Linked DNA regions of Homo sapiens: region 1 is linked to region 2. The links are chromatin loops, found by intact Hi-C in ENCODE. Cell type or tissue: A673. All regions are shown on one strand. Each heading gives the region's core, and the rest is flanking DNA. Links, peaks and the distances in the headings are about the cores only.

Region 1 (16,381 bases), core at 5,412-13,411, 300 kb before region 2:
AGGTAGGAAGTGGAGAAGCTGCATATGACTCCTAATGCCATGTTCACTCACAGAACAAATATCTACATAGAGGCCACATCTCCATTCTGAGTTTTTTCAGTGGCCTCCTAAAAAGATATCACAAACTTGGGCATGACCATTGGGAGCAAGGCATTGCCTGAGATCTTGCCAGATTGGTCTCCATTAACACACAGTCTCATGCGTATCCCCAAACTCATAAAGAAAACATGCAATAGCAGAGTCCTTGCCAACGTTCTATGCTGAATGAATACACAGAATATGGAAAGAGGTATGTTTCCCTCTTTACATCTTTACAAAGAAAAACTTAGAGAAAATGGAGTCCTAAAGAGACAGAGAAACCTGACCATTCAGTCTGCAAAGAGAGAAAAAGGGGGCCTACAGCATTTTAAGTCATCTACGTATTATGTGTTTGACATTTCCCAATCAATGGAAGCCCTCAGGATCCCTATTTCTGTTGAAGGAACTGTCTCTAATACTGGCTGGAGGGGAATTGTCTGAATGAGTCCATTTCAGCTGCTTCCCTCCAGCCAGGTTCTCATAGTCTGAGTGGCCAGCCACCTGCCCAAAGCGCAGAAGGCAGAGCACTGCAGGGAAGGTGATTAGGATGGGCTGGCCCAGAGATGACAGCCATGCAGAGCCATAGCACAAAAATTAATCATATAAAGTCTGTTTGATTCCTGCTGGCAACTGATTTTAGGAATGAAGTTCAGTTTGCTGGGTTTGTTTCCTAAAAATCCAAACTTGTTTTGAAGAATTTAAAAAATGCATTTTACTAAAAACTACATCTAGCCCATACTTATTCTTTTACGCAGTCTTCCTATGGGTCACTCACATACCTGGGATGACTTTCATTATAGTTTCATAACCATCTGGGAGCACATCACCTGATTAATTCCAGCATTTAATTGCAAACCCAAGCAGAGAGAGGCTTTTTATCAAATATCTACACACTCAAACTCAGCTAACATGTAAGCAATATAGCTTAATCACTTGAAAGCTACATCCCACCTGTAAATACATAAATACATTTTTCACAAGTCAAACAAACCCCTGAAGCTTGGTGAGAGCTATGTTAAGAGCCAAAAGAAGACATAAAGCCACATTCTCAACTGCTTTCAGGAAGAGTGGTGAATTCTAGTCTGGGTCTCAGCACTCCTTTCCTTGCCATGACTGCCTGTTGAATATGGTCTCAGTTGAAAGCAAGGAGAACAGTGCATTACCACTGCCATGTCATTATGAGAGTCAACAGCACCCACACGCAAGACCCCATGAGACTTTGAAAAGTTAGCCCCAGCCCTATCTCCTGTCTCTCTGAAGGACAGAACCCAAGTGGTCCCACAAACCAGACTTTGCAACTCCCCTGAAATCTGACACTCATTTACTTAAGAAATTATTATACATCTGCTAGCATATGTATGTCTCCGGTTTGGCATTTCGTCAGGAGTACATGCTGGGAACACTTAACTGCACTGACATCCACATAAAATAGTAAGGAGTCCACCACCAAGATCTACACGGTCTTCCCAACACAGTTGGCCTACATCTGCTCAACATGCTTGATTCTGTGTTTACTTTATGTTCAGGTTGAGATCCAGATTTTAACAGGCCATCTGATGCCCCATTAACTTTTCATAAGGAAAGCCCATACGTGTGCACTCATGAATTTGGGAGGAAGGAAGAGAAATTGAAGTCATGGTTGACAACATAGGAAACCTTTACATGTGTCATGGTTGCTCTCACTGGCATCCATCTCCTGAGCAGGGGATTCTGGGGTGTCACATTTTTAAGGAGTCCATTTTCACAGTGAGCTTTGGCATCTCAGAATGCTCTCTCGAGGAGCAAAGTCAACCCTAGGTCACTATTTCAATGTAGTTTCCTTTGTACTAAATCCTACTTTCAAGGAAATTCCTGCTATGGTTCACTGGTGTTTAACCTATCATATAATATCCAGGTTTACTGTGTTAGAAGAAGCAGAACAGTATTAAGCTTTTCCCACATGCCTGTGATTGCATTTGACCTAGTAACCTGTATTAGATTAACATTTATCCTACAACTGCACAGCAAGCCCTGCACCTTGGTGAGCTGCAGTTTATAGAGGACACTAACCATTTTTACAAGTGGAACAGGAAAAGGGAATTGAATCTGAGGGAGTAATTCCAAGCAAGTATGTTGCTGCAGCAGTTAAACTGTTTATACGAGGAATAGGGGAATTACTTCTGACTGACCTCTCTTTTTATCTGCTTAAAAGACAAAGTGCAGGTCTCCATAGCCAGGGCAAACTCTGGGGAATGCAGCTTTAAAATGTATAGGAGCCATAGGGCCCCCGCCATCCACCAATAAGCAGCAGCTTCAAAGGCAAGGAAGCACAGGAATATAAACAAAGTTACTGGAATTAGGATGTTTTCACAGTAGCTAGGGTCCAAATGTTTCTCCCGTCAGTCACCTGCATGCAGACCCTCCAGGTCAGGTGGGACAGAAGTGAAACACAAGTTCAAAATGAGAACAGGCTTTTCCATCATGGGTATTTTGATGGAATGGCTTCTTGATTTTCCTTGGCCACAGCTCAGTATGCAGTGGATTCATTAAGGAACATGTCAGGTTTTGAGGGAGACTGAAGAATGACAAGGGACCTGACAAGGCAACTGTTTGGGACCAAAAAAAAAAAAGCTGAATCCACAAGGAAGTAATTACCAGGAAATAAAAATCAGAACTCTCTGAGCATCCACCCAACATAACAATGGGAGGAGGTCACCCCACATTATACGGTATGTGTAATGAAATCCGATTTAATCTTTCAGTGAACACTGGATTCACCAACACGCCTGCTGTGATGGTCGGGGAGTGTTCCCTCTAATGGAGTCTGAGGGAAAGCTGAAACTAGATTATGGGCTCATCCAAGAAAGCCCAATTGTTCCTTGAAATGAAGCAAACAACAAAGCAATAAAAAAAAAAAAAGAGCAATGTCCTAACACTTGAAAAGTACACAAAGAGAGTGCTAATGTATTCCTCTTCACATCCAGGTGACCATATCCCCTCCCATGGAAAAAGCTGTGATATGATTGCTTCACAACTCCAGGATATTTTTTGTCTACTTCACATGGTAATTTGGTTATTTAGTTTTCAACGGAATCTTCCAGAAGTTTCTGAGTATTCATTTGGGCTCATAAAAATACAATTACCCAGCCTGCTTCCCAGACGTACTGTATCAGAGTCAGCCAGGATGAAGCACCAGCCTCAGCAGGTTTAACCACTCTCCCAGGTGATGCAGATGAATAGTCTCAGCGGAGGACCAATGTTCTAGAACCCGTGGAATGCGAAAAAGCGTCCAAATGAGGGTCTGTTGAAGAGGTGTCAACTAGAGCTCAGTTGCAGCTGTTTAGACAAAGCAGCACAGCAAAAGCTGACCCTGTTTTATTTAGGAATCAGCTCAATTAAAGGTTGATGAAACATTCGCCCCTACACCGCAATCAATAGGTGCAATTCTGCAGCTGTCAATGTTGTGTGGTAACTTGGCTCTGAGGCTGCCGACCCTCCAAGATTTTCTTCCCATTGTCTGTGGGGGGAGGTGGGAGTTGGAGATTTCGCTTTCAAAGCTGTCACTACTTAGGCCCCCTTTACCCCAAATCTAAGATTTCGCAGGCCTTTTTAAGCTGCTTCATTCAGAACAATAGGAAGATATTTCTCCAATTCTATATAAGGAACCTAAATATCTTCTATAGCCAGACACCCAGAAGGGGTTGTTTTTTTTTGTCGTTCTTTTCTTTTCTTTTTGAGGGGCAGGGGAAGCATAAGGACAAGACAGGGGAGTTCAAGGAAGGAGAGGAGAGAGAAATAAACAAGGTGCACCTGGGAATTTTAAAAAGCAGCAACGAGTGAGTTCTGAGGCCAGGATAAGGCTGGAATCTGCCCTCGGGATGCCACCTACGAACAGGCCTGGACATAGAGAGAAAACTGTTCAGCTGAAGCAATGCTTGTCAATACAATGATCACTGGGCTGTAAACTCAGTGCAGGCAAATGCCCTACTTTTAAGCCCCTCTACTCAAGTAGGTGAACAGGGGGAGATTGCAGACAGCCAAACATAAAGAAAGCTAAATGTAAAGGATGTAGCATGGTCCTGGCTCCGTCCCTCACCTGCCACCACTAAGAGAGCCTTAGCCTTATACTCCCGCCTGAGGTGTTCAGAGCAACAGACTATGACATGAGACAAAGAGGGTGCTTCTCAGGGACAGATAAGTCTGCAGTCAACAGGCTAAAGGAGCTCTTTTCCCCAAATTCAACTTAATCCCAGGCATTTAAATACTATAGGCAATTCATGCTAGCTTACCCTTTGGGGAAAATGTGGGAGAAAAATTTAAAGACATGAGTATTGGTGATAGAATGGAGAGACAGAAACCTTTTGAAGTAATTCTTTAAAGCTGTGTCCTTTCAGAAACACAATAAAGATGGACTCCTAGGTATACCTATGTGCCACACACAGGTAAATATAGGTAAATATCTATCAACATCTATATTTATAGATGTAATCTTTTACCCAGATATACCCACGTTTACACAATTATGCAGTAGGTAAGTGATAATGGTGGTATAGCATTAAAGAACAGAGAATCTCAGAATTCAAATTACAAAAGACTTTCATCTAATGCAACCCCTTCAATTTACAGAGGAGGAAATTGAGCCTAAGAGAAATAAGAAGTACTTCTTATTTCAAGGTCACACGCCACCTCTGAGCGACAGAGTCTGAGTTGGAACCCCCTCTCCTTGCTTCCTGCCTGGTGTTCATCCCAAGGTGCCACATGGACTCCATCATGAAAACATGGGCTCTAATACCTCCCTGTCAGTGCTAACGGTGAGTCACAATGCATCCAGAGGAGCTTCTCTATATGGTGTGCAGAATTTCAAGTTGTCTGCTGTGTATAATGTGTCCATTTAGCCAGAGTCTCTAGTATTAATTACCTCTGTGAGGTACAATATGGCATCATGCAGCTTTGGAATCTGTACACTTCATTAACCGTTTCCCCATTAACCTTGACTGGAATCACATTCCTATTCTAACTGGTAAGATGTGTTCTATTTGTAAGCACTCCTATTTTCTCTTTGAAACCATTCTCATATTCTTATGTCATTGTAAATGGTCTTACTTGTAATAAAGTGCCATTGAACGTATTTACTATTTGCTCCTTAATTTTGTCCTCTTGGAAAGAGACCGATGTCAGCTCCAACAGTAGTTAATATACCTTTGAGCACACACTGTGACCTTTCTCCGGCTCATGCCTGACTTCATTCTCAGATCTCATTAAACAGCAGAAATTATCTTTGGAAAGAGCAAAACCAGAAATGTGCAGGTTTTGTGCTCAGCTATAGAGAAGAATTTGATTTAAATGGCGTCACAATGGCACGCACGTAGAAAATAAAAGAGAGGATGAAACTCCTGTTCTCTCTGCAGACTGGGCAATGTTACATGCACTGACCTGGATGTAGAGAAGATCTGAGTGATTTTTTGTGCCTGCTGGCTCTACCTTGTTAGTTAAAATATGGGAAGCTCCCTGTGGATATATAAGCTTGTTACCAGGTGGTTCAATCTATGAATGAGCCTTGGGAAGTTATCATCCCCCTAACAGAGCCCCGAGGGAGTGAGAGAGAGAAAAAGGGATTTTCTTGATGAGCAGAGTAAGAAGGCTCAAGGTTGAAAAAGATCAAGGAACCAAGAAAATCACGTTTGGGAAAGATACTGCAAACACCCTGAGTCAAATGTGGTTTTCCAAACACCAGCGGTGGGAGGAGGTAATCCTAAAAGCAAATAAAGGAAACTAAAGGTGGAGATATGTTGGGGAAGGGGAGATCAAAGACAAGTTTACCAAGAGGCCACCCCATCCTTGGGCCTTGCCCTGAGCTAAGAGGAGAGGGTGGGGCTAGAGATTCAGCTCAGAGTAACTGAAATATCCAAGTTTTTCTCAGTTCTATCAACCTGCCAGTTTCAGCATCTGACTCACTGATTTCTCTCCATCATTCTCGGTGGCCTCCACATAGGTGGCCCTTCCAAGCCACTGGCCTTTTACTTCCTTGACCTCTGGTTGCTAAGGATAATTTTCCTCTGTCCGTTACAGTCAAACACTCCCATGCTCATACACTAGACTAATGATCCTCAACTCCAGCCACACATCTGAATTATCTGAGACAGTGTTTTAGTTCGTTGTTGTTGTTGTTGTTGTTATTGTTTTAACCACAACATGCAGGGCCCATACCAGAACAATTGTAGTCAGAATCTCTGAAAGTGAAGACAGTCATCAATATTTTTTGCCAGCTCCCCTGGCAACTTTAATATATAGCCAGGGTTGAGAATCACTGACCTCAATATTGTTATTATCAATAACTACACCCATCATACATTTTCTGTTTTAAGCACCTCTACTCTCCAAAGACGGTCTCCCAATTTTCAGCTTATTCACTGTAGTACCCCAACCTCCAACGTCCCTTGACTCCACTGGGACTTCCCATGTACATACTCTGCCACGTTTTTAGTCTATCCACTCTCCTCACATCCTCATTTCCCTCTTCATTCAGCTTAGAGTCTGTTTCCATCATCATCTCTCCCTTGTATACCCATGAATACCATGTTCCTTTCTCCCTCTGTTAGGGCTGCCTGGCCACACCCCAAGCCAGGTTTGCATTAATCAAGGACTTACCAAGAAACCGATAAAACCAAGAGAGAGCAAAGGGGGAGACTTTCTAGAAGGGATTGTTCTAAAAGGGTAGGAAGGTAAAGGGAAAGCAATAAGGGATAGGGAAGCACCCCAAGGCTAACAGCAGCAGGAAGCAGTTACCACCCCTATGCCTGGAAGAATAAGAAGAGAGATGGTTCCTGGGACCTACAGAAAGCCACATCTACAGAAGAGGGCTGCTTAATAGGAGCTACGGCTTCCTTGGAGGGGTACAGTCACTGACAACCAGGGGCCACTGGCGAAGGAGTGGGAAAGTAAATATAAGCATCTCACTGCCCCCTGCCCTTCAATCTCCTGCCTGCCATTAGCCAAACCCAACCCAGAGGCCAAGGAAGGCATGAATCATTCCATAAGTATCAGCCACCTAGGGTACCAAACCCGACGAAGAAGGATAAAGAATGGGTCAGAATGGGCACATGAAGAATACCCAACACATGGTTAAATTCATCTTTCTGCTTATATCTCTGTGGCATCCGAGCATAGCTGGGAAAATTGCACAGCCATGCTGATAGATCTCTCATAAGACTAATACTGTAGACTTCATGGGGGCTTATAACATTACCCAGCAGCCCTTCCATATTTACTGATAAACTCACTTTCTCACCATCTTAGAAGACCATCAGCTCCCTGCCCCACCTCACTGACTTTGCCTGATATTTTACGAACAAAATAGAACCAACCATAAAAGAACTAACTCATTTGCCCACCAAATCTATCAACCCTCCCACATCTGTTCCTGTCTTCTTTACCAGCCTTCCTGACCCAAAGATGACCTGTCCCTCCTCTTATCCAAGGTCAATCTCTCCACTTATGCACATAATTCCATCCCCCTCACTACTCAGAAAACTGGCTTCTGAAATTACCTACCTTTTCTCTCTCCTGCATCTTAAAACAAAATAAGTTTCAAAATTCTTGCTTACACTCTCAGCCCCACTGATGTGCAGTTCCATGACTGTGCTGAGCATATTACTTATTGGTTCTAACTGCATCTTAAAATGCTCTTAAGACACTTCATGGCTTACCGCTTCACTTTATTCAGGTCTCTGCTCATATCTCATTCATTCTTCCCTGATCATCCAATGAAAATAGACTCTGCTCCTACCCTGCTGTTCTCCATCCTGTTTACCCTAAGTTTTCTTCATAGCAGTTACCACTAAGTGAAAATACTGCGTCTATTTAGTTATGCCTTCATTTTTGTGTAGCTCCCACTAGAATCTACTAATAAAGATTTCACAGATCTCGTTTACTACAGTATCTCTAGTATTTGGGACAGTGTCTGATTTATGATAGGCTTTCAATGGGAGATGACAGGGAGGGAGAAAAGAATAGAGGCCTTGCTGGTGAGACTATTTGCTTGCTGCTCCAGCAGAAATCAGGCTCACGAGATGAAATGGCTCAGGTCTTGGTACCTTAGGAATAGGTCTTTATCCAGAAGCTAGAGTATAAGCAAATATGGGAGAAAGTATGTAAATAGTGAAAATTCCAAAGTCCTGACTTTAATCCTGTTTCTGGCACTCCTAACTGTACCACTTTGGGCAAGTTACTTTACCTCTCTGTGCTTCTATTTCTTTATTTGTAAATAGAGAAGGATTGAGAAGGGAATAGATGTAGAAATGTTTTGTAAATTTTAAAGCATTATGTAATTACTTCTTCAGAACTACCGGATTCCATTGATACTTTTTATTTTTCAACTCTGACATTTTCTTCTTATTTTCAATTTAAATTGTTTCCTAGCAATAACATGGTCAAGACCATTACCCATCACATAGTCATATGACATATGATATTATGGCATTAGTGTTTAATATGTCATTTAGTCTCTAGTCTAGTGTTTAATATGTCACTTAGTCTCTTTTCTGAGTTGTGGGTGTTTCAATTCTCATGGCTCAGAAGTGTAAAAACTATATTTTTAGCCAGAAATCTTACATAGACAAAGCAATAAAAATATATAAGACTACTTAATACTTTATTAAGTAGCCAAGTGAAGAATGGAATTTAGGTTAAAAAGCCCTTGTTTTCCATTTATTCTGCCTACACCCAGAAGTCTACGGCACTTAGGGCATGTTTGAAATACCCTGGCTTACACGTTGGGATTCTTTGAGCATCTAGACCAGCCCTTCTTGCCTTGATATCCTCAAGGAGTTGCAGAGGCTAGTGGAAATTGGAATTGTCCATATCTGAGAAAAATAAATACTGATAAGCATGGCAGTAAAGTGCCAGCCATGAGATCAGGGGCTCTCAGGCTTCCCTCCTGAACTCTATGCCTGCCAATCTTGGCCACCTACCTTTGTGGTGGATTCTAGGTTTGCAGAGCTCCAAATAATAGCACAGTGTTCTGTGCTTCATTGAACACCCTTGAAAAGTCAGCTAATTGTATCCCTATTCCATTCTTCCATTCTCTTTCAAAATAATAGAATCCACTATTTTTATCTTGGTATATTCCCAGTCTCCTCTGCAGCTATGCATTACCATCTAACCAAGTTCTGGACAGGGGAATATGAGCAGAAGTCATGTAATCAAATTCCAGGCTGTGTTCTTAGATGGTAACGGCCCTCTCTCCTCTTTTCTCCATCCTCTTATCTGGGTCATGGATATGGAGGAGCTACTTTGGACCATTCATTCTTATAAGGAAAACACACTAAAGATAAAGCAAAACAAAGCAGAAGTAGCTGGGTCTTTAGACAACCTTGTTGAACAGAGCTCCATGCCAGCCCTGGGCCTCCTACTTCCTGGCTATTATAGGAAGGAAAAATAAAGTCTATCTTATTTAAGTCACTTTTGTCTGGGGCCTCTGTTACATATATAGGTGAACATTTATCCTAACTGATACGATAAGTAAGGTCAGAATCAAAAGAGCATCACCTCTTCCCCACTAGTCCTCCAGTCAAAACACTCAAGCCTGAAATCAATGGATGAATACAGTCCCAGGGAAAACACTGGGAGCTACCTCCCTCCAGCATTCCAGATCCAACCCTTCCTTCTTATCCTAAGGGGAGGAGCCATTGGGATAAGGCAGGGCCGACAGCCAGGCAGCTCCTCTCTGTTCTATCTTTTCATGCTCTACAAGCCTGATTGGTGCTGTCCACCTCCAGAACCAGTGGTCATGGCCAGCCCACAGTGCCCCACATCCAACGAGGGCCTTGGGAATATGATAAGCTCTGATGAGTGTGGCATCTAAAGGTGGCAGCTGAAACAAATCAGGGCCCCTGTTTCCAACTGTGCACAGCCCCAATGCCAGCCAGAAGATGGCAGCACCACTCCCCATGCCTGGCATACACACCCACCCCAATCCAGTCCCAGGCCGCATCCTCCCATACATTCTATCAGATACTGGCTCCAGAAGAGATTTGTTCCAGAGAAAAGGTGTCCAGGGAAATGCAATACATTTTAATTGAATTTTAGCAAATTTCAAAATAATTATACTATGCTCTATAAAAGTTTTATTTATGTATGTATGTATTCATTCATTCATTCATTCATTCATTCATTCATAAGAGACAGGGTTTCACTCTGTCACTCAGACTGGAGTGCAGTGGTATGATCATAGCTCACTGCAATCTCAAACTCATGGCCTTAAGTAATCCTCCCACCTCAGCCTCGCAAGTAGCTGGGACTAGAGGCACTCACCACCATATCTGGCTAATTTTTTTATTTTCTAAATTTTTTTTGCAGATGAGATCTCACTATGTTTCCCAGGCTGGTCTTGAACTCCTGGCCTCAAACAATTCTCCTACCTTGGCCTCCCAAAGAGCTGAGATTACAAGCTTGAGCCATCACACCCAGCATAAAAATATTTTTAAAAACCTTTGCAGCATTGTTTGATAACCATGGCATTTTCCTGGGACCACTCATTTGTATAGCTGAAATCTTGACCATATGTGATGTTCTACATAGGGTATGTGTGTCCCTAGACACTTAGTCCTCTCAGTTAAAAAGGGAAAGGAAAGGTCCTGAGCTGAATGCAGATGCTGGTGCTCAAATCAGCTACCCTTCACTTTCCCAACTCACTCTTCCCTGAACCTTGCTCACACCCACCTTGGAAGATTCCAGGGTGTTCTAGCTACAAGGAATCTTGAAGGTCATCGAACCTGGTATTTTTTCTTGCCTTTTAAACAAGGTTACCCTTGATGAAAATGAAATCTTGTATGGAATCCTAAAACAAATAAAAGCAGAACTTCACTAGTATATATTTACTTCATGAGTTCAAATATGCTACGTATAATATAAAATATATCACTGCTGGCTCTAAGACTGATTTGATTAATGTAAAAACTTTGAATAATTACAAACATATTATCCTCAGCATCCAAAGTATTATGTTATTTTCACTTAGTAGCACAATATTTAGAAAATACTCATTCATCTAGCTAAGTAGTTGGAAATGGCAACAGTTTTGTTTTAAAACAACTTGTCTTACAACTTGGATTTCTGTTCAACTAAATTTACCCAGAAGCTTGCAAGAAAAGTAGTAGGAAATATCTGTTTCAAAGTTGAATTGTTGGTAACACCTAATAAATTCTTGCATTTCTAATCATAAAGTCAGAACGGATCATTCATTCTAGCTCTTGTGTGATGTTTTCAAGATGCAAGAGAGTCAGTTGTGGTGATACAAGCAAGTCTTATGAAATGAGAAGAGCATATGCAAAAAAAAAAAAAAAAAAAGCAAATATGCCATAGTCACAAACTCACTTGTGCTACTTTGTGTCAGTGGAGACAGGCATCAGTCATGTTAGAATTTGAGAGATAGACTAGTGCAGAATATCAGTATTCCTCATCAAATGTGCATACCCACATGACAAAGTTTTATTGTGACATTCATTCCAAATGAACCTAGCAGCACATTTTAACACACTGATGTTCTCAGATATGTTAAAATGTGAAATAAAATACATCTGAATGTATGTTATTTTTTACAGTGTTTTCAATAGTTAAGATATATTTTGCAAGAGAAAAATCAAATGAAAAGTTTCCAGAACTCCTAAAACTCCTCCATAGAGCCCCCTAAGATTCCATGGAACTGAGTCTGAAAACCATTCCATGGAAGTGAGTTTGAAAATCAATCATGAAGACCATATAAGGATTCCTAGTCCAAACAGGCATATCTAGTTGCCTAGGGCCACTCTGGAAGTTTGTGACAGAATCAAGACTAGGGCCTGGGTCTTCTGGCTCCCATTCTAGGCTCTTTTCCACCAGACTGACCTGTCTGTCATAGAGGGACATGCTATCACATCTCTCATCCAAGGGAAAGTTCCAGATGTGGCATCTGAGTCCTAAGGTCCCAAAGGAGAAACCCATTTAGATGGACACATGCCTAGGAATGTGTCCATCTAAATGGGCTATGACTATGAATGCTAAAGCTTTCACAAACCCTAAAATTAGGAAAAGTATAAACCCCAAATTTATGCCTTGAAATTAGGCTCTCTTAATTTATACCTTCTTCATTTCTAAGTTGCTAGAGATGCGATGAGTAGGGTGTGACCCCCTTGTAGCTCAAGGCCAGTGTTTTTTAATCCATGGTTTTCTACGTTAGAACTTGATCTCCAAGCCAATTGGTGAGGGTTATAGTAATTTCCACAGGACATTGCATTAGTTTGGTAGCATTCCCATAACAAAGCACTAAAAATGGGATGGCCTAAATAACAGAAGTTTATTTTCTCACAATCAAGGAGGCTGGAAGTCCAAGATCAAGGTGTGGGCCAGGTTGGTTTCATTCTAAGGCCTCTCTCCATGGCTTTTAGGTGGCCATCTTCTCCCAGTGCCTTCACATTGTCTTCCCTCTTCATGTGCCTGTGTCCTAAGCTCTCTTCTTATAAGGACACCAAATACAGGGGATTAGGGCCCACCCTAATGACCTCATCTTACCTATTACCTCTTTAAAGGCCTTATCTCCAAATACAGTCACATTCTGGGTGACTGGGGGTTAAGACTTTAACATATAGATGGGGGAGGTGGGGATAAGGAGGACACAATTCAGCCTGTAACAAGGATAATGGTTGATTGGGGCTGCCAACCGTAAAGAAATGGAGCATAAGGACCAAGATAGGAACACCTGTCAGTGATCTGATCACTCCATTCTCCTCCTCCATCCCCTTCTGGACACGGTCTTAGAGATCCTAAGGGAAAGGCTGAAAACTATGTTCAAACACCCCCTAACTTCATGTTTCTGTGCAGATTAGATATGTGGGGTTAGCAGAAAGGCAGATAAAATTGAAAACATCAGGATAGATTTTGGTACTTTTACTTTTTCTAATTTAGCACTGTAGGCTTAAATAACTTAAAAAAAAATACTGGTTTAAGATTAAGAAGGGTATATTTTGAAGGTTTCCAAATACTCAGAATGCTAACAGGTTGGAGAGTTTGATAATCCATATACATTTTTAAATCTATGAAAATTTAGGCTTTTAAAATCAGCTTTTATTCACAATTCGTAATTGCAAAGATATGGAACCAACCTAAGCGCCCATCAGTCAACAAGTGGATAAAGAAAATGTTGTCTGGATACACCATGGAATACTACTCAGCCATAAAAAAGAACAAAATAATGTCTCTCACAACAACTTGGATGGAGCTGGAGGCCATTATTCTCAGTGAAGTAACTCAGGAATGAATAACCAAAGACTGTATAATCTCACTTATTATAAGTGGCAGCTAAGCTATGAGAACACAAAGGCATAAGAATGATATAATGGACTTTGGGGACTCAGGGCATGGGGAAGGTGGGGGAGGGTGAGGGATGAAAGACTACATATTGGGTAAAGTGTATACTGCTTGGGTGACGGGTGCACTAAAATCTCAGAAACCACCACTAAAGGACTTGTCCATGTAACCAAAAACCACCTGTACACTGAAAACTACTGGAGTAAAAAGTTTTTAAAATCTGCTTTTATAAACAAACCCTAATTTTGTTAATAAACAAACAGCCTTTAAAGTGAATACAAAGGGCAAAGGATCCGATTATAAAAATACGCAGAGAGCGACAACAGGCTACAAATGGCTGATCTATATATAAATGATGCTCAGTATCACTCATTAGAGAAATGCAAATTCACTCATTAGAGATTAAAACAACATACCCCTTTTCTACTCATCATTAAGAAAAAGATTTAAGTATTTATTTGACAACATGCAGTGTTGGAGAAGGTATGAGAAATCACATTGTTGATTGATAGATATATAATTCAGTGGAGAAATTTTGCAGCATTTGTAATCTAGAATCAGCAGTGAAGCTTCTAACATTTTCTGTGCTAGAGAAAAGGTTTGTGCCCAAACTGCTGAGATGAGTTTCTCCAGAATCATCTATCATTGAAAAGCTGTCTCTCCTCACAAATTAGGGCTTAGTAGTGGACCATTTAAGAAAGGCTTTGAGGTTAAAGTATATTTATTTATAACATACTACCTCAAAACTTTCAGTTGTTCTTAATGCCAAGTCAGTCAATAAAAAGAAACTTTGTTCTCGTGTAGTCATATATAACCACACCTGCCATTTCTTCCTTTCAGATGCCTTCAGGATGAAGTCTCTGCCATGCCACCACCCCATTCCCACTGACCCACAACAGCCCAACCTCATCACTTTATACCCTGCTACAGCCTCCATCGGTATAGCTGCCGATAGCTCCCTCTCTACCTTAGGCAGTGCCTCCCTAATTCATTATTTGTATTGGGTTATTTATTGTTTAAGAACCTTCAGTGTCTACCCATTACCTATTTCATCTCTTTCAAACTTCTCAAAGGACTCAGTAATATGGGCCCTCCAAACTCTATTTTCTATCACTTCTTTCAATGAAGCTTACAGTCTAACTAGTCACATTTCTCCTTTACACAAAACCCATGCTCATCTCCAACTCTATGCCTTTGATTCTATAGTTTCCCCCACCTACAACTTCCTCCTGTCTACCTTCCCAAATGCTACTTCTCTTCCAAAGTCTAAAAGTGAATTCTTCTATTTATACTGAGTACTATTTAGTATTTTCCTGGTCCATAATTTCCCCGTGGGAAATAATACAAACAAATATTCATTGAATTGGTCTCACACTTGAACACCAGTGATGAAACAAACATTCTGATACACACTTGTGATTCAGAGAGGGACATGATGTGACACTTCCTAGATGGAGAAATGGAAGAAAGGCACTACAGGCAGAAGGAACAGCACGAGCGATGGCACGGAGCCATGTGCATAGCTTATGCAGGAAGAAACAACCAATGTAGATTCAGGATGGAGTGGATCAGGAGGGGATGAACATTTTCACATGCAGTCAGTATGAGTTCCTCAAGTTGCTGTAACGGGCATGTGGCATGTGCCATTGAAGGAAAATATGAGCCAGGTATGGTGCGACATGCCTGTAGTCCAGTTACTTGGGAAGTTGAGGTGGGAGGATTTCTTTTTTCTTTTATTATACTTTAAGTTCTAGGGTACATGTGCACAACGTACAGGTTTGTTACATAGGCATACATATGCTATGCTAGTTTGATGCACCCATTAACTCACCATTTACATTAGGTATTTCTCCTAATGCTATCCCTCCCCTAGCCCCCCAACCCCATGACAGGCCCCAGTGTGTGATGTTCCCTGCCCTGTGTCCAAGTGTTCTCATTGCTCAGTTCCCACCTATGAGTGAGAACATGTGGTGTTTGGTTTTCTGTCCTTGTGATAGTTTGCTCAGAATGGTGGTTTCCAGCTTCATCTATGTCCCTGCAAAGGACATGAACTCATCCTTTTTTATGGCTGCATAGTATTCCATGGTGTATATGTGCCACATTTTCTTAATCCAGTCTATCACTGATGGACATTTGGGTTGGTTCCAAGTCTTTGCTATTGTGAATAGTGCCGCAATAAACATATGTGTGCATGTGTCTTTATAGTAGCATGATTTATAATCCTTTGGGTATATACCCAGTAATGGGACAGCTGGGTCAAGTGGTATTTCTAGTTCTAGATCCTTGAGGAACCGCCACACTGTCTTCCACATTGGTTGCACTACTTTACACTCCCACCAACAGTATAAAAGCATTTCTGTTTCTCCACATCCTCTCCAGCATCTGTTGTTTCCTGACTTTTTAATGATCACCATTCTAACTGGTGTGAGACGGTATCTCACTATGGATTTGATTTGCATTTCTCTGATGACCAGTGATGATGAGCATTTATTCATGTGTCTGTTGGCTGCATAAATGTCTTCCTTTGAGTAGTGTCTGTTCATATCCTTTGCCCACTTTTTGATGGGGTTTGTTTTTTCTTGTAAATTTGTTTAAGTTCTTTGTAGATTCTGGATATTAGACCTTTGTCAGATGGGTAGATTGCAAAATTTTTCTCCCATTCTGTAGGTTGCCTGTTCACTCTGATGGTAGTTTCTTTTACTGTGCAGAGCTCTTTAGTTTAATTAGATCCCATTTGTCTATTTAGGCTTCTGTTGCCATTGCTTTTGGTGTTTTAGTCATGAAGTCTTTTTCTATGCCTATGTCCTGAATGGTATTGCCTAGGTTTTGTTCTAGGGTTTTTATGGTTTTAGGTCTAACATTTAAGTCTTTAATCCATCTTGAGTTAATTTCAAATAAGGTGTAAGGAAGGGATCCAGTTTCAGCTTTCTACATATGGCTAGCCAGTTTTCCCAGCACCATTTATTAAACAGGGAATCCTTTC
Region 2 (16,381 bases), core at 3,832-11,831:
AGGGAATGAAGCTGGGATGCCATGTACCGGCCAAGGAGGTGCTACATGACTTTAAATCGCATCATGTAGAGCGTCAGGTCGACGTGTCACCACAGCCACCGTCGTCCACCAGCCTCTTCTAGCGGTGACAAACCCTGAGGAAAGGGATCTGCGGTTAGAACCACCTCGGCCCCAGGTGGGATCCGGGATCTGCATCTCCAGGTACCAGGTGCGCCCTCCGTCCGGTCTTCTCCGCCCCCACCCCGCCCCGTCCCCACAAGGTGGGGACGGGGCTGCAGATGTAGATGCGGATCTGGTCCCAGACCGGGAGGTAAGAAAAGATCTCGAGCTGTGTCTGTTTTGATGCCACTACTGTGCTCTTTGGGTTACATTAGGTCAGTATAATAGGAAGCCAGATAACGTGATTCCTCCAGTTCTGTTCTTTTTCTCAGGATAGCTTTGGCTATTCTGGGACTTTTGTGGTTTCATATAAATTTTAGGATTTTTTTTGCTATTTCTGTGAAGAATGTCATTGGTATTTTGATAGGGATTGCATTGAATCTGTAGATTGCTTTGTAGCATGGACATTTTAAAAATACTTCTTCTTCCAATCCATGAACATGGAATACACTTCCTTTTTTTGTGTTCTCTTCAATTTCTTGCATCAGTGTTTCATAGGTTTCATTGTAGAAATCTTTTACTTCTTTGGTTAAGTTTATTCCTAGGTATTTTATTTTATTTGTAGCTATGGTAAATGGGATTACTTTCTTCATTTCTTTTTCAGACTGTTTTCTGTCAGCATCATGTTACTGATTTTTTGTATATTGATTTTTGTATCCTGCAACTTTACTGAATTTATTTATTAGTTCTAATAGTTTTGGGGTGGATTTTTTAGTTTTTTTCAAATATAAGATCATATCCTCTGCAAACAATAATAATTTGACTTCTTCCTTTCAAGATTGGATTCCCTTTATTTTTTTCTCTTGTCTGATTGCTCTAGCTAGGACTTCCAGTACTGTGTTGAATAACAATGGTGAAAATGGGCATCCTTGTCTTGTTCCAGATCTCAGAGGAAAGGCTCTTAGTTTTTTTCTGTGCAATATAGCCATTTGGGTGTTCTTTAGACAGAAGGAAAATCTTCCATCTAGAATAATTTTCCTTCTTTCTGAAGAATAACGTTTAGAATTTTCATTTGTGTGAGTCTGCTAATGACAAATTTTCTAAATTTAGTGCTTGCTTGAAAGGTCTTTACCCTCATTAAAGGAAAATATTTTCAGTAGGCTTAGAATTTAAGGTTGGCAATTTTCTTTTTCAGCACTTCAAAATATGATCCTATTGTCTTCTGGTTTCCACCATTTCTGTCAATTGTGAGTTAAATTGTTCCCTCTTCAAAGGCAATCTTTTTTTTAATCTGGCATTTTGTTTTTAAACTTTGGTTTTTGGTAATATTGTCATGATATACCTAAATGATTTTATTTATATTTATCTTGTTTTGGATTTGTAGGGCTTCCGTGGCTTGATGAATTTCATTAGTTATGGAAAATTCTTATCTCTAATTTATTCAGATTGTGCTTCCACTCCATCCTCTTTCTCTTCTTTTTATGGAGCTATAATTACTCATAAAGTAGAGCTTTTCACTTCATTCTCATGGTTTTCACCCCTATTCTCATTTTCCATCCTTTTTGTATCTCCATATTTCCTTCTGGATATTTTCTTTAACCCATCAGGCTGTTCCTAATTCCCTCATCAGTTGTGTCAATCTGCTCTTAAACCCAGCTACTGAGATCTTCCGATTTCTGTCATTACATTTTCTCTACCAGATTTTCTGTTTGATTTTTTATTTATAGTTTCCACATTTGACAAAATTCTCAATCTCATTCTTTGCCATCTTCACCAAAGTACATTTACTTAAAATTCTGTATCTGATAATGTCAATGTCTGGAGCCCTTGTGAATCTATTTTCATTGTGCTATTTTTGTCAGCTTTCACTCATGCCTCCTATCTAGATTTTTTTTTTAGTATGCCCTGAATATTGCATTTGCAAAATTCCTTGTAGAAGTAACTTGAGGCCTTAAATAATGATATTATGTTTCTCCTGGAGAGATTTAATTTTCCTTAGCTGGTGCCTGGGGATACTAGCACTTCTGGATCACCTGCCAGGGTCAACTTCTCATTTGCCTTCCCATGCTTCTAAAGTGCAACCCTTTGTGGTCCCAACTCAAAGTGGGGAAAAGAACTACTAGGACACTTTCCCAACTTGGGTGGGCCCTCGACACCAATCCCTGTTGCTTTAGCTTCATGGGGCATCAAAACCATTACACGTTGCCTGTAATCCCAACACTTTGGGAGGCCAAGGTGGGCAGATCATTTGAGTTCAGGAGTTCAAGACCAGCCTGGCCAACATAGTGAAACCCCATCTCTACTAAAAATAGAAAAATTAGCCAGGCATGGTGGTGCACACCTGTAATCCCATAATCCCAGCTACTAGGGAGGCTGAGACATGAGAATCACCTGAACCCGGGAGGCATGGAGGTTGCAGTGAACCGAGATCATGCCACTGCACTCCAGCCTGAGCAACAGAGTGACTCTGTCCCCCCGCAAAAAAACATCACCCACCCACTTGAACTCTCAGACTCTATTTCCAGGAAAAGAGGAAAAGAATCCCCAGCTACAGGATCATCTCTCTGAGCCTTGCCCCATCTCTAGATCCTGGCCTTGGGATCGTTCACTATCTTGTTAGCTCTCTGGGATCTTTAAGCAGAAAGATGTGCTTAATTTGTTTGTTGGCTTGTTTTCAAATTGTACTCAGCAGAAGGGTCAATCAAAGTTACTTTCTCTACCATTACTAAAGGCAGAATGCACTTAAATATAATTATCTTCTTTATTTTTAATTTTAAATAAGAGGAGCTAGGAAAACAAAAAGCTTCCTAATTCTTCGTATTCCCAAATGGTTCCTCAATTTATAATTACTTAATCTAGAGGAACTAAATACTCATTTGACCAAATTAATTTATTTTAGAAAGCATTAATTTAAACAAATGGTCATGTCAGAATATTAATGTGATTTTCACTTCAATCAAAGCTGTGCTTCATAGCCACAAAGTTTATCATTGCTGGTATAACCATAAGAATACTAGATATACACCCCATAGGAAAAATTTACCTTTGAGTTGTTCATTGAGATTATGATTTTAATAAAACAGATTAAAGATATTTCAAAGCTTGTGTAACTATTTTAAATTTTCAAAATCATTACATAAGTATAGTAGCTCAAGCACTATCTAATTCAAAATTGCCATTCCTGTCCAATAATGAGTTTTTCCAATTTTGCTGTATTCAAATTTTAACCATTTAAGAAATCTGATTTAAATAAAAAATGTATTTTATGATCAGAAAACTTTGATCTTTAGAACCTCTTCAAGTTAGTGTTTGAGACTAAGAAATTGCTTTTTAACCTTACAAATTCATTCACCATTTAACAAACATTTGTTGAGCACCAACTATATATCAAACATACAAGTAGAATACAAAGTTCCTTTTAAAAAATATCAGACTCTTGCTCATTTACTTTGCTGATTTATGTGCCATGTTAAACATTACTGTCTGTAACATAATCAGTGAAAACAATATTTCCCAGTTCTCTGTGTAATGTGTCTTTTTAAGACAGCCTTGAAATTTAATCCAATGTCTGCATTATCTTCCTCATAAAAGGGGACAAATGCAACTGATAGTAAATGACATCAACATTCTTTTCTACTCACCCAGCAAAAATTATGACCTGTGGTTGGAATATTTCTAAAGCAAGTCTATGGCTAATTGGAACTTGTTTCTACAGCAGGGTTCATTTGAGAATTGGATAAGGATTGTAGATGTAACAGATAAGGTATCTGGCTTGCCAGAGTCATAGATGCCCTTTTAAGTGAGGAAATGAAAGTTGAGTGAATGTTAAGGAAAGTTTTAAGGTCCCAGCTAGCTAAGGCCAACTCAAGTCCAGAATCCATTTCTGTCTCCCAGGTCAATCTTTTGTGTAGCATACAATGAAATTGAGCATTTTGATTCTATAACTAATAGCTTCTGAATGTGTTTTCACTGGTGTGTATATACAAATAATTTTGTTAAATTTTTTGAACGTTTTGAGGTCTGGGGTTTCTTTTCTTTTTATCATTTCAGACAGAATAGAGAAAATACCAATTTCTGAAGACCTATAATCATGAAATAGGCTCATTTCAAGTTAGGAAGACTATTTTATGTCTATAAGAAATTAGCAGTATCTGAGATGGTTCAGATGAACCTTATGTTCATTTTTATGTTTCTTTAATAGCATAATAAATAGGCTGGAAGGAAAGAGGGAAGCATCCCTTCCTTCACAGCAAAGTTAGGATTGTACCAGGGAAGACCATGGCTAGCTGACAACATTTTCAGCACTTCTTTCCTAGTGTATTTTTTGTTTGTCTTCAACTTACAGATCCCCTTTTGGAAAAGTAAGATAACGCAACTAAAGACAAAGTAATGGACGTTAAAAAACGTTTCTGTTGTGTAAGCCTTTTGCCAAGTTATTATCTACTGCAGTCTCTAGATCAGTGGTTCTCAACCTCGGAAGCACAATACCATATGCTGAGGAGCTTCAATGAATGATGATGCCTGCGCCATCCCCAGGAAGTCTGATTTGTTGGTCTGGAGTGGGGCCTGGTCATGGGGATATTTTTTAAGCTCTCGGAGTGATGTGGAGCTAGAGCTGACAGCCACTGCTCTCTGCATTGCTCTAGTCAAGAGGGACAATTTCCATTAGTAGCAAAAATGGGGACTCTGTTCTTTATGGTGTGGGCTTCTTTCTCTAAATGAATTACAGAAGGGCTGACACTCTCTCATATAAGATAAAGTCCTTTTCTTTTGTTAGAAATTTTTCACTACCTGACTCCTTCAAGGATTGGGCCATGGTCTCAAACCACCTAGCAAAACCTTAGCTGTCCACACAGAATTGGTAAGACTCTAGGGTCAGGTTTCAGCCAAAGAACCTTACAAATGCAAGATCTGAGAACTCTAACTTCCCCCTAATGACCTCTTCATCTATTAACTCAGAAATCTTATTCGAGACAAAACAAAATAGAGAAAAAACTAGAAGAGAAACTTTCATTCAATTTGCCCAGTTTTGATGTAAAATGTCATCTTAATTTTACTACCACCAACCTAACATTTTAAATACCATTTTCTTCTGAAAACATGACTTCTTTTCATTTGAGTTTGTATAGGCAATGGAGGAAAATTAGCATGGTTTTACCTGCTTTATAGATGGAGAAATGTACGCCTAGTTTCTGTGATCTTTTCAAAGTCAATAGTCACCGACGGAACGAAAAAGTCAAAGCTGTGTTGTAATGTTCTTTCTGATGTTCTACAATTCATACTAAAAAATATTCTACCAAGATATTTACCTGAAGATGTATTTTAGGAATCATGATTTAAGGCTAGATCACAAAATTCAGTGAAATTTAAAAGAGCCATAAAAATAATAAATCTGGAACAAAGTAAATCCTGCAACTTGATGGATAGGCCTCTATGGTCTGTAAAGACACATACAAATTATATGTGGTTTTACCCTTTAGTTTTACAATCACTGACTTTCAAAATGATTTTTTTCTCATTATATTTATAATTTCTGTTAATAGATAGCTAATACAAATGAAATAATGTGACAAAATGATAGGTATGGGGGGAATTACAAGTGATCATTACTGAAGAAGGGCATAGAAATTTCTTTTCTAGAAAATTTCCAAGAGGATTTACAGACCTCTGTCCCCAAATACTCTGAACTAGTAGAAATAGCAAATTAGACTCTTTCAGCATAGTGACTCTACATAGTTTCTGAAGAAACTAAATACGCTTCACACAAATCTATCTTGCATTAAGACAATAAAAATGTTCCTCCTCCTAGCCCCCCCTCAAAATAAAATAAAATAAAATAAATCTCCAAAGAGAAGGAATGGTGAGGATAAGAATTACTTATCTCTCCTTGTTCTTGGTTTTAGTAGATATTGATGGCCAGAGTCCAAGCCCAGGATGATGTTCAACTATAGTTTCAGATTGGGGGTCCAGGTCTCAGTACCTATAAATACTGCTGAAGCATCTTGAGTACTATTAAAGGAAAGTGAACATCGAGGCTCTGATGGCCATATACCTTGTTGCAGGGCGTTGGGGGAGGACTTACCTCTTTTCCCAAACTTTATTTCCATTAAGAATCAAATTACATAAAGCCCACTGATCCATATCATACATACATCAAAAAGCAATGATAATGTTGCCAACAAGAAATAAATCAAGAAGGGTTCAGGCTCCAAGTAACCCAGAAGGCCCCAAGCTCAACAGGGGAAGAAACACAAACTCTGCTCTTCCATAACCCTCCAAGAATAAGCCCCAGAATGATAATACCTTCGCTGCGTTCAAAACTCAGCTCTCTGGACAAAAGCAACTTCTCCATTCCGCACTTATTTTTTGTAACTCATTTAGAGGTTTTAAGTTAAGTTAAATATATTTTTTTCCAAAAATTAAAAGATTCTTTTAAAGTAAGCAAATAAGCTTGAAAAATACTTGGGAGAAATAGGAAGCTCTATTTTCAACTAAACAGATTTCAAATTTCTGCACTGAAATCAAATTAAAAAGTATTTTTTACCTCATTGCTGCTTCATTACTATTTCACCTTTTTAGTTTGAGAGATTTATTGTATGTATTGAGCTATATATGGTACTCAGTTTGGAACTAAGCCATTGTACATTTATAGAAATGGTATGAAATCTTCAGAGGCTCATATTACTTAAAATCTGCTTGCTAAGTGATTTTTTAAAAGAAAAATGAAAAACTCTTGTCTATGAACAGGGTCTCTCCAAACTCTGATTTTTCTCTAAGAATGCTCTTTAAAACAGGCTATCAAGGAAAGGGACTCTTTTCCATTGTCCCTTGTCATTCAAAGTCTCTCTTCACAAGTTCTTAGTATCTGACTTGGATTTTTTCTTTACCATTATAAATACCACTATTGCATAGAAATCTTGGAAGACATTTTTGTGACTAAAAGAAACTGAAAAAGGAGAAATTTACAGTATGGCTTTGGTAATAATAAAGCATAAATTTAACTTTTCACACTTAGGGTAACATATATTAATATTTAGTCATGAGATCTGCTGGGGTTTCATCTGCTGTAGATAGCTGTCAAGTTTTAATCACTGTATCATTTTCTTTCCACCATGCATGAAATACAAAGAATAGCTTTCACTTCATTTTTGTGTACACAAAGGCACGATAGAAAATCTCCTATGTTCTTTTGCTGCCATCCAGTGGTTCTGATTGATAAATGCAATGATGATAAATCTAACATGAGACAGAAACATATATGGGTATGAAAGAGACACATGTACACCTTTAAGAAAGCCTAAAGCATGAAAAACCAAATTGTTGAAAGTGATAAGTTTTAAATGGGATAGTTACATTATAAAATGTTCCTCTGTGTTGCATGAAGATTGAGGGAAAACCTCCCTTAGATTGTAAGTTCAAGCAAGAGTGGGGACACTGAACTTCACTCTCCCATTGTCACAGGCTAGCTGGGCATCAGCACTTAGTAGGCACTCAGGAAACACTTGCTTACCACAGCTTTTTTATTAACTGATTCATTAAAATGCTAATTATAATCACAAGCGGGGAAGCACAGTGCAAACTTTTTTGCAGTTGAGTGTAATTTAGCCAATTGTCTCCTGGTGTGGGGATTTCTTACTTTCTATAAAGAGCAGTTTTACATAGCGGTGAACAGGAGTTGGAGGGAGAGGGAGAATTCGTAAGTTTAAGGTAAGAATTATTTTTGAGAAATATAACCAGGTGTATCAATACTATGTTTCTTGAATAGTTTTAAGATGGTCTAAGCTGGAGGATAAACTGCCAAACATTATCAAAAATGGCTATTCAGGGCCAGGCATGGTGGCTCACGCCTGTAACCCCAGGACTTTGGGAGACACAGGCGGACAGATTACTTGGGGCCAGGAGTTCAAGACCAGCCTGGCCAACATGGTGAAACCCAATCTCTACTAAAAACACAAAACTTAGCCAGCCATGGTGGTGCGTGCCTGTAATCCCAGCTACTCATGAGACTGAGGCATGAGAATCGCTGGAGCCCAGGAGGCGGAGGTTGCGGTGAGCTGAGATCACTTCACTGCACTCCAGCCTGGGTGACAGAGTGAGACTCTGTCTCAAAATTTACAAAAAAACAAACAAAAAAAAGCTAGTCAGAATTTTTCTATTGCTGACACTAGCAATAGAGCACACCATAAAAAATGTGATGTGGCTCCAAATTATGAAGTCGGTATGCAGGTGTAACACTGACACCACACTAACCCAAACTGAAACCAGCTAGATAAGTGTTTGAAAATTCAGAGCAAGTTTGGCCAATCAGCAAATAGAATTCATGACTGACCTAGGTCGTCTCCTCCGGTAAAACCTCCTCCATGTAGCTCCTCGGCCAGTAATTAGGCTTAAAGGGAAGAAAACAGTGGTTAAGGCGGAGCCTCCAGAATGGCCCCACATCCTAGCCTCACTAACCGCATAATCTTGGGCAAGGCCTAACCTCTCTGAGCCTTGATAGCTTTACCTGTAAACAGAAAATAATACCCACCTCAATTGGCTTCTTGTGTAGATGACAAATGAGGAACACAGTGCCTGGCAAAGACTCAGTGTTAGCTGCCATAAATGCATATATACCACATGCACACACGTACATGGCATTAACAGACACACACACACAGAACAAACACTATTCAGAGCAGAGGGAATGATTGGACAATCTTTCTACTCAGTTGTAAATCATTTATTAAATTTAATAACCTATACTTTAGTTACAGAGACTGGTACAAAAAAAGTAAACATTGCGCCTGGGTTCCAGATGTGAAAACGACAATCCAGTGGGAATTTTAAGATCTCACTTATTCCACTTTATTCACTTTATCATAATAAAAAGCAAAAATATTTAAAACAATTAGTAAGAAGGGCATCAAAAACAAGACCTCAGTAAATTCAATTATACTTTCCAAGTCACATATTAAGAAGCATTTCTTATTTATCTCTGACAAAAATATCTAACCGTGGAAGAGGATTCTTACTCTTTGTCTTTTAGGAAGTTGGATATATTGAAAATGTCTTCCAATGAGTCAGGGAATTCAAAGAATTTCAAGATGCATTTTAAGTTAAAGTCCAAGTTTATTCCGAATGAAACGTTCTATTTCCCAGCATCTCAGGAGCCAGACCCTAGCTCCTTTCCAATTTTCTTATTAAGAAATTTAAGATTTTTCTACATCTCATTTGATCATTTACATCATATTTTTAAATCTCTGCAAAAACGTATGGCAGAACCTATAAACAAAATCTTGAAAAACAAATTACAGCACAACTGAATGCTGGTGAGGAGGAGGTGCAATGGCAACTTGCATTCACTGATGTTGGGAATGCAAAATGGTATAGCCACTTTGAAGGACAGTTTGGCAGTTACAAAACTGAAAATACTCTTAACATAGAATCTAGCAGTTGCACCTCTTAGTATTTGCCCAAAAGAATTGAAAACTTACGTCCACACAAAAACCTACACATGATGTTTACAGCAGCTTTATTCATATTTGCCAAAACTTAGAAGGAACCAAGGTGTCCTTCAGTAAGTGAAGGATATATAAACTGGTGGTACACCTGGACAATGGAATACTTCTTAGTGCTAAAAAGAAATGAGCTATCAAGTCATAAAAAGACATGGAGGAAACTGAAATGCAATTATTAACTGAAAGAAGCCAATCTGAAAAAGTTACATACTGTATGATTCCATATGACATTCTAGAAAAGGAAAAATTATGAAGACAGTAAAAAGGTCAGTGGTTGGCAGAGGTGGGAGTGGGGAGAGGGATGAATAAGTGGAGCTCAGTGAAAATACTATATGATACTGCAACGGTGGGTACATGTCATTATATATTTGTCCAAACCATGGAACGTACAACACTGAGAGTGACCCCTAACGTAAATGATAAAGTTTGTGTGATTATGATGTGTCCATGTAGGTTCATCAGTTGTAATAAATGTGCCATTATGATATATGATGTTGTTACCGGAGAAGCTTGTGGCTGTGTGGGGACTGGGGTCTACAGGAACTTGCTGTGAACCTAAAATTGCCCTAAAAATAAAGTTTACTAATTAATTTTTTTAATTATATACAAAGGGGAAGAGGAATACAGGCAAAAACAAAAAATCTCACACAATTATAGAATAGTTTCTGTAAATTTCAAGGCAGTACATAACAATTAAGCTTAGCAAACCAAACTTTAAGATATGTATTAAGTTGTACATAGTACCTACCACAAAAGGACTTACACATACATTACCACTATTTCCAAAAGATGCTTTTAACATCTTTTTTTCAATGTTACATATTTTAGGCTGGGTGTGGTGGCTTACACCTGTAATCCCAGCACTTTGGGAGGCCAAGGCAGATGGATCACCTGAGGTCAGGAGTTCAAGACCAGCCTGGCCAACATGGTGAAACCTTGTCTCTACTAAAAATACAAAACTTAGCCGGGCATGGTGGTGGGCACCTGTAATCCCAGCTACTCAGGAGGCTGAGGCAGGAGAACTGCTTGAACCGGGAGGTGGAGGTTGCAGTGAGCCAAGACCACACCACTGCATTCTAGCCTGGGAAAGAGTGAGACTCCGTCTCAAAAAGAAAAAAAGAAAAAAAAAGGTATATATTTTAATTATGTTAAGTTACTGTAAATGCCTAGCTGAAAGAATAAAATTTAATTACAGGTATTTCTAACGTTATGTATTTACACAACATCATGTAGCTGGGAAACCTCAAATAACTTTTGCTAAAATAAAATTTTAAGTGGTATCAATAATTAAGAAATTATTAGGTTAGCCTTTATTAGTGTTGTCTACAAATTTTAAAAGGTGATAGATAAAATCTGGCAATTCCAATTCTATAAACCCAAATTTCAATTGTTCTTAGGACAAATTCTAAAATGATGTTACATTTTGCGACATCTTTGACAATGTGTAATATTTAGTAATATTCAATTTCCATTATAATCCAGTTAGGTTCCAGTGAGACAACAGATTATAAACACATTTCCTACAAACTAACCTCCCCTGATGAAAATTAGGTACAATAAAAATCCCTTTCAATTTAGCATTATTAAGACATTCAAGCAAAAATCACACTATCATTTACATATGATAACCCTACTGTTGCGGTGTCTAAACTTATCTTGGTAAGATTCAGAAGTTTCAAAATACCATGGAAGGCAGATTTGGAAGAGACCTACTTCCAAATAAGAGTTCTTATTCTCTAACTATATCTGGAAGGCAACTTGTCTAAAAGTAAACTGAGCCCAAATTTAGGAAAAATAGTTAATGCTCACAGACTATATATATGTATATATATGATAATGAAATATTTGCTACCACATTTAAGTATTCTTATATTATTTCTCCATCACTGAAATGTTTTATTGCTTAAAATTTCAGTAACTAAATAACTCGTATTCACAGGAGTACCTCATTGTCATGCTGCTTCTTTGAACGAATTTTGTTGCTTGTCACTACAACTTTTTTTCTCTTTCGTTTTACCAAAGAAATTATGTTTATGACAACAAAAAATATTCACCATGAGAATCTGATGGGAAAAAATAGAAACAGAAAAAACCAGAAACAAAACTATCTACTTCATTCCTGCTGGTGTGAGGGACTCTCACTTGTAAACCTTTTCTGTCTTTAGTTCTGGTGATAACTTTCCTAACACTCACCTACATTTGCTGTATCACTGGATATCATCTACTAGCTCCCCAGCCTGAAAACTCAGGATTTAATTTATACTACTTTCTCCCTTCCAATTTTTGATAGAAGAATTAAAAAGAATAAATCACCATTACCTTTGAAAAATAAACGTAAAACCGTATTCATCCACCGGTTTTGTACAGCATCTGTGTTTCTCACCACATAAGGATGACCCTCTAATATGTTCTCTATTTCTAACTCACTTCTGCCTATTCTACCTTTACTTTTATACTGGCAAGGTCAATTTCATTTACTTTCTTGTTTTACCTATCAGTTGATTCTAAACGCTGAAAACCAATAAAGCAACATTTACAATATTTAAAAAAAAAAAAAAAACTGGGCCCAAACTATTAAGAGTATGAACCCACTTTGACCCTAAATCATTAAGGGTGAGAACCCACTTCTGAGTTCTCACTAGAGCTCTTTTTTTTGTTTTGTTTCGGTTTTTGTTTTAATAGAGATGGAGGCTATGTTGCCCAGGCTGGTCTCAAACTCCTAAACTCAAGCAATCCTCCCGCCTTGGCCACCCACAGCGCTGGGATTATAGACATGAGCCACTGCGCCCAGCCTCTGAGTTCTCTAATACCTTTTTTTTTTTTTTTTTTTTTTTTTTTTTTTTTGTCTTTTGAGACGGAGTTTCGCTCTTTGTTGCCCAGGCTGGAGTGCAATGGCGCGATCTCGGCTCACCACAACATCCGCCTCCTGGGTTCAAGCGATTCTCCTGCCTCAGCCTCCCGAGTAGCTGGGATTACAGGCATGCGCCACCACGCCCGGCTACTAATTTTGTCTAATGCCTAACTTTAAAGAAAGAAAACTGGGCCAGGCGCCGTGGCTCATGCCTCTAATTCCAGCACTTTGGGAGGCCGAGGTGGGTGGATCACTCGAGGTCAGGAGTTTGAGACCAGCCTGGCCAACATGGTGAAACCCCATCTCTACTAAAAATACAAAAATTAGCTGGGCACGGTGGCGGGCACCTGTAATCCCAGCTACTCGGGAGGCTGAGGCAGGAGAATTGCTTGAACCCAGAAGGTGGAGGTTGCAGTGAGCTGAGATCCCGCCACTGCACTCCAGCTTGGGTGACAGAGTGAGACTCCGTCTCAAAAAATAAAAAAATAAAGAAAACTGAATATCACACTATACAGTTAAGAATTTATAGACACATACACATTTTTTAAAAATGTCTATCTGGATGAATCCAATACGCGATTTTTTAAGTGGTGTGTGCTTATCCAAGAGGACAAATTATACACATATTCTGGCAGATTTTTTTCAGGATTTTCGTTATTTGAACCTGACTGTTGCATTACATTAGGGAAAGATCACATGGCAGATGATAATAGGCATGGTGAAAATCTCCTCTCCATGGAAACCCGACAGGGTTTTAAGTAAATTTCTTCAAGCAAGATAAAGATTAAGAGATGGCATACTCAACACTCAATCATAACTGACAGTATGTTAGAAAGGTCTGAACATTTTGGCTTCAGAAAGAGTATAACAGACCCTTGACATTTCAAGGTGTAAGTTCCAAGATTTTTGCCCAAATTCAAAAGTATTCTTGAATAACTTTACCCAGGTTCCTGGTTTTCTTCAGAATTACACTTTCATCTTGTGCCAAAGATTTTTACACACATTTTCACATCCAAGTTATTAATCTTCTCAATCGTGTCCACTCAATAATGGCCATTGTGTGTGTTTCCTAGGGCTGCCATAACAAAGTATCAATAACTGGGTGGCTTACACAACAGAAATGTGCTGTCTGGCAGTTCTGAAGGCTAGCAGTCCAAAGTCACAGGATCAGCAAAGTTGGTTCCTTCCGAGGATTATGAGAATCTGTTCCAGGCCTCTCACCTAGCTTCTGGTGGTTGCTGGCAATCTTTGGTATTCCCTGGCTTACAGAAGCATAATCCCAAACTCTGCCTTAATCTTCACAGGTGTTCTCCCTGTGTGCATGTTGTGTCCCAATTTCCCGGTTTTATAAAGGCATATTGGATTAAGATCCACCCTAATGAATTACATCTACTATGGCCTTATTTCTAAATAAGGATACATTAAGAGGTATTGAGGTGTAGGACTTCCATGTATGAATTTTAGGGGAACATAATTCACGCCATAGAAGCCATTTATCACATGATAAAAAGTTTGACAGCTCCCAACCACTACAACCATGTTTGGATAACTGCTGAATCTCCTATGCCTAAAACAGAACATGGTACACAGGAGTTCAATAAATATTTGTTGAATGAATGAGTGAATAAATGAATGAGACTGCAAGTGAGGGAAAAAAAAAACTGTGGATGCTAAGAGGTTAGCCAAGCTAAATCATTAGCTGAATAATGCCTTCCTGCATGGAATTTAGCAGGAATTAAGATTATGTCTTGGCAAAATTACAAAATAACTCTATACTCCATGGACCTCTAAAAGTCACTCACAAATAGTAAAAATCACAAGTGTTAAAAGTCACAAATGTCAAAACCCACAAAATCCAGCAACTTTTAAATAATTATCTCTTTCTTAAGGGAAAAATAATAAAGTATCAAAACTAGGGAAGCAAATTATTTGTTTAAGTAAGGAATGCATTATTAGTGAGATTAAAGGCCATCAAATGAAAAAAAATACCAGACACACATTAGAACATGGTCTATAGGCAATCCAATGCTCTAGCACTAAATCAGAGGTGATTCTAATTTTGCTATTTTAATAACTAAAGTTTTTTGTGTAAGGTCCAAGACAAATTGTACTCTATAACAAAGTGGGTATAACAAGCTTCTATTCTTTTTACAATAACATTTTTCAACATAGCATCTCAATAGATAATACCTACATAACAAGAAATTGAAGGCATTCTTTCTCTTCCTCCTAATAATCTCATTCAAATCATATCACTATGAATTGCCTGGGTACTTGGCTTTAAAATATTGTATTACTGTAAGCTTGAAATTCAAGCTCTGGATAGGTCTACATTCATTTCAGCAGAAGCATCTTGAAATGCTGAATTATCATCTTCAATTTTCTTCATTTATTGCAGCTGCCAAACTGAAATGGTACACCTTAAAGGCAACACTAAACTGAAAAGCAAATAATAAAAGAGTCTCTTAAATGTTTCATTTATAAAAGCTTATTTTTCCCCCATCAAATTTTGTATACTGTCTGAAATATATCACTTTACAAAACTGACATCTTGCATACAGTTATTCTGCTATGATAGATTTGCTAAACTTCAAGGCTAATTGTGGGGAGAGGGAGTAAAAACCAGCATCTCGTTTCAACCTTTTAAGAACAGATGACTAACACAGAGCTGGTGGCTTTAGGTTTCTAGCTGGGCAGGGAGTTGGGAGATATAAAGTTAAAAATTAAACCTCAATTGCCAATAGCTATCACTATAGCTCTCTCTTTTCTGAACACTTTACTAATCTTTCTGGCTGTGTTAAAAATTATGCCATAATCTCAGACTTCTTGAGGGAATAATAAAAAGTTATGCCATAAATAAGCACTTTAAAAAGGCACATCAAGTCAGAGGGTGGCTATTCTAAAGAGTAGTCTATGGCTGTACACCCACTTTGATAGGAAAATGAATATGCAAACCAAAAAACATTCAAATCATTTTCTTGAAAGCCCGCTAACAGGTAATATAATAGCAAATTATTCAAATGAAACAAATCTACAGAATTCCATTATAAAATCCTGTATACTTTCTGCCAACATAGTTGTTAATGACAACTATAAAATGCTAATATATGAACAAAATATGGCTTGTATTTCCAAAACTGGAGAGTTTTAGATCAGAATATAGGGAAAGATAGATGTTTATATTTGTAAATTATGTTCACGTCACATTGATATAAAATACGTTGCTACCAAGATCATTCAGGAAAAGAGCCACTGAATTTATCTGAGCAGGTTTTCTAACTATGCTATGAAGGGAGAAAATGAGACATCAGTGCTTTTTCTTCCCTTTAGATACCAAATTTAGCTATTACATGAGGCTGAGTCACTGTTCACATCTTTCTTAGTTAATGTCACTTTGCAAAGCCAGAATTTCTGGTAACTTATTGAATAAAATTATAATTTAACTGTATGATAAACTGAGTGATTCCTAAAGTATCTTTTTCTCCAGTGACCTACTTAAGAAAAAAGTATTTACATTCAATACGCTGTCCATTTTTGAAGTCTTTCCTACACTTCTGGTCAATTTTAAATACCTTATTTAGAAATAATGCCAATCCATTTCTAATTGCTAAGTAGAAGGATTTTTTAATCTACAGGGTATCTTAAAACTAATCAACCTGACATAACTTCCTAATTCCAGGAATGTAACATAATTCAAGCTTCAATTTTTCACTCAACATATTCTGTTTTACTAAAAGGATTTCCCACCTTACAACTATGAACAAGAAAAAATTTGTACTTAAAATAATATTAAAATGCAAGATCTCATTATTTAGTACAAGATTAATAGACTATAATTCTAATCTTAAAAATATCTATAGATGCAACTTCTCCAACTTGTTAATTCCCAAAGAGATTAATAAAAGATGTAATTAACATCTAAACTTAGAGCAGA

The links. A loop is a pair of places that touch in the nucleus more often than their neighbours do. Peaks named below come from ENCODE experiments on the same cell type or tissue, not always from the same donor. Only the 100,000 strongest peaks of a DNase experiment are listed, where the experiment ranks them.
Region 1: a loop joins it to region 2, with 8 times the contacts of the local background. A loop is called at or near these places in 19 of 110 quality-filtered maps.

What each region holds. Positions count from the first base shown.
Region 1 is chr2:67,723,847-67,740,227 of GRCh38, forward strand. No RefSeq gene overlaps it. Among named protein-coding and RNA genes, the nearest start is that of LINC01812, 94 kb to the right of the region's middle. In A673, for the core only: a CTCF peak has its summit at 9,982 (motif pointing right); a DNase peak (open chromatin) is centred at 10,015.
Region 2 is chr2:68,024,440-68,040,820 of GRCh38, forward strand. It overlaps the pseudogene FBXL12P1. Among named protein-coding and RNA genes, the nearest start is that of C1D, 30 kb to the right of the region's middle. In A673, for the core only: a CTCF peak has its summit at 7,303 (motif pointing left); a DNase peak (open chromatin) is centred at 7,272; H3K27ac peaks cover 547 bases.